Regions from separate parts of the Homo sapiens genome. Here region 2 is linked to region 1. A link is a loop called in an ENCODE intact Hi-C map of the cell type or tissue named here. Cell type or tissue: endothelial cell of umbilical vein. All regions are shown on one strand. Links, peaks and the distances in the headings refer to the core of each region. The heading gives the core; the rest is flanking DNA.

Evidence for each region. A loop is a pair of places that touch in the nucleus more often than their neighbours do. Peaks named below come from ENCODE experiments on the same cell type or tissue, not always from the same donor. Only the 100,000 strongest peaks of a DNase experiment are listed, where the experiment ranks them.
Region 2: it touches region 1 in a loop (4-fold over the local background); 2 of 110 quality-filtered maps call a loop at or near these places.

Annotation. Positions count from the first base shown.
Region 1 is chr11:63,634,819-63,637,636 of GRCh38, reverse strand. It overlaps ATL3 (atlastin GTPase 3), which reads left to right. Exons shown (of 13, transcript NM_015459.5): 9 at 1,303-1,430; 10 at 2,047-2,103. It overlaps LNCROPM (lncRNA regulator of PLAAT3 mediated phospholipid metabolism), which reads right to left. Exons shown (of 4, transcript NR_199012.1): 2 at 1-146. Among named protein-coding and RNA genes, the nearest start is that of LNCROPM, 20 kb to the right of the region's middle. In endothelial cell of umbilical vein, for the core only: a CTCF peak has its summit at 1,574 (motif pointing right); a DNase peak (open chromatin) is centred at 1,606.
Region 2 is chr11:63,211,400-63,214,217 of GRCh38, reverse strand. The region is part of intron 7 of SLC22A25 (solute carrier family 22 member 25); the gene reads left to right. Among named protein-coding and RNA genes, the nearest start is that of SLC22A25, 31 kb to the left of the region's middle. In endothelial cell of umbilical vein, for the core only: a CTCF peak has its summit at 1,320 (motif pointing right); no DNase peak of the experiment used is centred there; H3K27me3 peaks cover 50 bases.

The DNA of each region.
Region 1 (2,818 bases), core at 78-2,577:
GACCAGCTAATAATTCTTACTTTGAGGAAAGAGCTCTATTTAATGGCTGTACTGATCCCTCTGTGGGAACCTTGTAGAAGCTGCAGAGAATCTGTCACCTTTCTTGAGTTAGTGGTCTTTTCATTTTGGGGTGGTTCCGAGGGTCTCTGAGGAGATAATAGAAAATAAATATAATGAGGCACAGGTACTTCTACTTCTTTTAACATTAAAAAAATTAACAAGAATAAATCAATGACCAGTGATTTCTAATTGATTTAAAGGAGTAGTAGTGTGAGGGCATGGCAAAGGCCTGAGACAACTTGAGAGGTTGAAAATTGACTTGTTGAAGACCCTGTTAATGAAATTCTTTTTTTTTTTTTCTGAGATGGAGTCTCACTCTGTTGCCCAGGCTGGAGTGCAGTGGTGCGATCTCGGCTCACTGCAACCTCTGCCTTCCGGGTTCAAGCTATTCTCTGCTTCAGCCTCCCGAGTAGCTGGGATTACAGGTGCCCGCCACCACCCCCGGCTAATTTTTGTATGTTTAGTAGAGACGGGGTTTCACCATCTTGGCCAGACTGGTCTGGAACTCCTGACCTCGTGATCCACCCGCCTTGACCTCCCAAAGTGCTGGGATTACAGGCGTGAGCCACCACGCACGGCCATCAAATTCTTTAAAAAGTGAAATTTCTTGAAAGGCTAGGGAGTAGACCAGATATCCCAGAATGAAAACCAAGGTAAAGATATTCTGCATATATAGTATTCTATTTTGAACTAGAGAAGACTTTCTACTACAGTGGGGAAGGAGAAAAATGAAGGTACATTGGGACAGAGATCTGTCAGCAACTTGGTCATAGCCAGAAAGTGTCAAAACATAGTCTCAGACCCCTTCTTCTCTCCCACTTTTTTTTTTTTTTTCTTGAGATGGAGTTTCACTCTTGTTTCCCAGCCTGGAGTGCAATGGTGCAATCTTGGCTCACTGCAACCTCCTCCTCCTGGGTTCAAGAGATTCTCCTGCCTCAGCCTCCTGAGTAGCTAGGATTACAGGCACCTGCCACCACGCCTGGCTAGTTTTTCTATTTTTAGTAGAGACGGGGTTTCACCATGTTGGTCAGGCTGGTCTCGAACTCCTGACCTTAGGCAATCCACCTGCCTCGGCCTCCCAAAGTGCTAGGATTATAGGCGTGAGCCACCGTGCCCGGCTTCTCTCTCACTTTTAACAACCAATGTTAAAAGCACTAGACTGGGAAGACTGCATTGTGTGTTCACCTTGGTTGAATAAGGCTGTTTGGCTTATTTTTCCCTTCTTTGTCGTCCTGTGAACAGATATTGCTGGTGAATTCAAAGAGCAGTTACAGGCACTGATACCGTATGTATTAAACCCATCTAAGTTAATGGAAAAGGAGATCAATGGCTCAAAGGTCACCTGTCGGGGACTACTGGAGTATTTTAAGGTAAATATGGGTTTTAGTTATTAAAATGTTTGATTTTTGGTAAAGCTGATCTCACTCGTAAATCAACTTGAATTTAAATATTTTGAAACTTAAAAATTTTCTGGGGGAGATGGTGAGAGGCATTTTCAGAGACCTTGGTGTCCTTCCAGGAGTGGGCCATTGGGTGGCAGTATCGGTCTAAGAACCAAATGGATGTTCTTTGCACTCTCTTAGAGGAGCAATTAGCTGTGACTAAAGGAAGATTGTTCCTCAAGGAAGATGGTGTGGACAGGAGGTGGTTAGGAAGTTGCTGTGAGTAGGAGGAGACGGCACCTAGATGTGACACGACTACCTCAAGGCGGATGGTCACTCTGCCCACAGGTAGTGGTGAGGCCAGCGTGCATGGGGAGCTGGATGGGAATCCTAGCCTCTGTAGGCTTGTGCTGCTTGAGAACATTTTTAGTTAACTAAAAATGCTAACATGCACTCAAAGGTGTGTGGTGTGTTTTTGCTAATTCCTGGTTGTTGACCTAAGTCTTTAGGAAAATGCAGTTGTATGGTCACTTTCTAAAAATTAAATATGAGTAAGATATGACTGAATAACATTTTATAGCAGTTTTTATGTTTATATTTTAAGGCATATATTAAAATTTATCAAGGAGAAGATCTGCCTCACCCCAAGTCCATGCTTCAGGTAAACAATGATTTGACATCCTAAACGCTACCCTTAAATTACTTGAGTTGACCTGTATACAATAAGCAGAGTTCTTTAGGAAGAGAATGCACTTTTTCTCCTTTTTCATCATGCTGAGGTCTGTTAATTTTTTTTTAGCACATTTTGCAGTAGTGTGGCGACCTTTTCTAGTTCACTTGTTTGTATTCATGGTGGTACAGTTAAAACGAAATGGCCTCTCCTCACTGGGCCTAGTCTTTTCACCAAACACACTTTGGGAAGCACAGTTTATTATACGTGGTTGAAACATACCCACCATGTTAGACAAGCAAGTTCTTGTCATCTGTTGTTTATTTTTTTTATTTTTATATAATTTCTAATTTATTATTTTTTTGAGACAAGAGTCTCACTCTTGCCAAGGCTGGAGTGCAGTGGCACAATCTTGGCTCACCGCAACCTCCACCTCCTGGGTTCAAGTGATTCTTATACCTCAGCCTCCCGAGTAGCTGGGATTATAGGCATGTACCACCATGCCTGGCTAATTTTTGTATTTTTTAATAGAGATCGGTTTAGCCATGTTGCCCAGGCTGGTCTCCAACTCCTGGACTCAAGCAATCCGACCGTCTTGGCCTCCCAAAGTGCTGGGATTATAGGGGTGAGCCACCATGCCTGGCTATAATTTTTTTAATTAAAAGAAAAAAATAGGGATGTGGTCTTGCTGTGTCGCCCAGGCTGG
Region 2 (2,818 bases), core at 145-2,644, 420 kb after region 1:
AACTGGGTTAAAGGGCAAAGGAGGATGAGGCAGATACCAAGAATAAGCAAGAACCCACCAGAGGGTTTTGAATCCTCCAAAAGCTAAGAACCATCCTCCAAACAAGGAATCTGGGGACCACCTGGACCAAATCTGAACTGGAACATGGACCAACTTGTTCATTCTAGCTGTGATTTCCATGACAGCTAAGCCATTATCATCAATTTCTTGGCAACAGTTGGTTAAATTAAATTTTCCATGTACTCCTCCTTCTGAGGCTTTTAATTCAGCCTTCTGAGTGGAAGTCCCAGAAGGTAAGGCTTGAGCCTCGACTACCGAGTGTTGGATCACTACTACATACCTTGCATATCGCACCCCATCTGTTATGAAACTGCTACCATCAGTGAAGTATTCAACATCTGGCCTCTCCAAGGGGGTATCTCTGAGATCTTCCCGGCTCGAGAACACTTCGTCCACCATATTTATGCAACAGTGGGGAAGGTCCTGCCAGCAGTGAGGCAACCCACTGCCCTTCCAATCGGGTTTCTCCACAGACAGCAGGGTAGCTGGGTTCAAGGTATTTATAGTCTCTAGTGTTATCTGGGGATTTTCACACAGAAGTCCTTGATACTTTAGCATTCTAGAATTGGACAGCCAACGATGTCCTCTTGGCTCCATTAAGGTGACTACAGCGTGTGGCACCCGAACTATTAACTTCTGACCTAGGGCTAGCTTGTTGGCATCTTCTATAAGGATTGTGGTAGCCACCAATGCCCTGAGGCATTGGGCCAACCTAAGGCCATGAAGGTCCAGTAAGCTACCAGCTGATGCCAACAGCCCAACAACTGAGTTAAGACTCCCACTGCCATTCCCTTTCATTCATCCACATACAAAAAGAAGGGCTTTTTTTACATCTGGCAACCCAAGTGCTGGGGCCTGGATGAGAGCTTCCTTTATATCCTTGAAGGCCTTTTCCTGTTCCTTTTCCCATAGGAGGGGCTCTCTTTCCTTTCCTTTGATAGCCTCATATAAGGGAGGAGCCTTGCTATAAGGGAGAAGTTTGGAATCCAGATTCGGCAGAATCCTGCCACACCTAGAAATTCCCTGACCTGCCACTTGTAACTGGGGTGGGCAATGCACATACAGCCTCCTTGTGTGCACTTCCAAGCCTGGGCTGGCCTTGGGATACCATGAATCATAGATATCCAACCTCTCAAAAACAGACTTTTGCCTTGTCCTTGGACACTTTATAACCAGCTTCACACAGCAGGTGAAGAAGCCTCTCTATTCCTTGGAGGCATTCCTCCCTCATGGGGACAGTGAATAACAAATCATCAATGTATTGTAATAGCACACAATTGTCACTAGGTGGTGCAAAAGCCTCAAGATCTGTGGCCAAGGCCGCCTCAAAAATGGTAGAATTTTTTTTTTTTTAAATTATACTTTAAGTTTTAGGGTACATGTACACAACGTGAAGGTTTGTTACATATGTATACATAAGCCATGTTGGTACGCTGCACTCATTAACTCATCATTTAACATTAGGCTATCCCTCCCCCCTCCCCCACCCCACAACAGACCACAGTGTGTGATGTTCCCCTTCCTGCGTCCATGTGTTCTCATTGCTCAATTCCCACCTATAAGTGAGAACATGTGGTGTTTGGTTTTTTGTCCTTGTGATAGTTTGCTGAGAATGATGGTTTCCAGTTTCATCCATGTCCCTACAAAGGACATGAACTCATAATTTTTTATGGCTGCATAGTATTCCATGGTGTGTATGTGCCACATTTTCTTAATCCAGTCTATCATTGGTGGACATTTGGGTTGGTTCCAAGTCTTTGCTATTGTGAATAGTGCCACAATAAACATACGTGTGCGTGTGTCTTTATAGCAGCATGTTTTATAATCCTTTGAGTATATATCCAGTAATGGGATGGCTGGGTCAAATGGTATTTCTAGTTCTAGATCCCTGAGGAATCGCCACACTGTCTTCCACATGGTTGAACTAGTTTACAGTCCCACCAACAGTGTAAAAGTGTTCCTATTTCTCCACATCCTCTCCAGCACCTGTTGTTTCCTGACTTTTTAATGATCGCCATTCTAACTGGTGTGAGACGGTATCTCATTGTGGTTTTGATTTGCATTTCTCTGATGGCCAGTGATGATGAGCATTTTTTCGTGTGTCTTTTGGCTGCATAAATGTCTTCTTTTGAGAAGTGTCTATTCATATCCTTCGCCCACTTTTTGATGGGGTTGTTTGTTTTTTTCTTGTAAATTTGTTTGAGTTCATTGTAGATTCTGGATATTAGCCCTTTGTCAGATGAGTAGATTGCAAAAGTTTTCTCCCATTCTGTAGGTTGCCTGTTCACTCTGATGGTAGTTTCTTTTGCTGTGCAGAAGCTCTTTAGTTTAATTAGATCCCATTTGTCAATTTTGGCTTTTGTTGCCATTGCTTTTGGTGTTTTAGACATGAAGTCCTTGCCCATGCCTATGTCCTGAATGGTATTGCCTAGGTTTTCTTCTAGGGTTTTTAAGGTTTTAGGTCTAAGATTTAAGTCTTTAATCCATCTTGAATTAATTTTTGTATAAGGTGTAAGGAAGGGATCCAGTTTCAGCTTTCTACATATGGCTAGCCAATTTTCCCAGCACCAAAAATGGTAGGAGAATTCTTAAACCCTTGCGGCAGCCTTGTCCAGGCATATTGCAATTGCCCCCACTGGCAGGCAAATATAGGCTGACTTTGGGGAGCAAGCTTCAAACAAAAGAAGGCATCCTTTAAGTCCAGACATGTGAACCACGTGGCCTCAGCAGGAATCTGTCCCAACATTGTGTAAGGGTT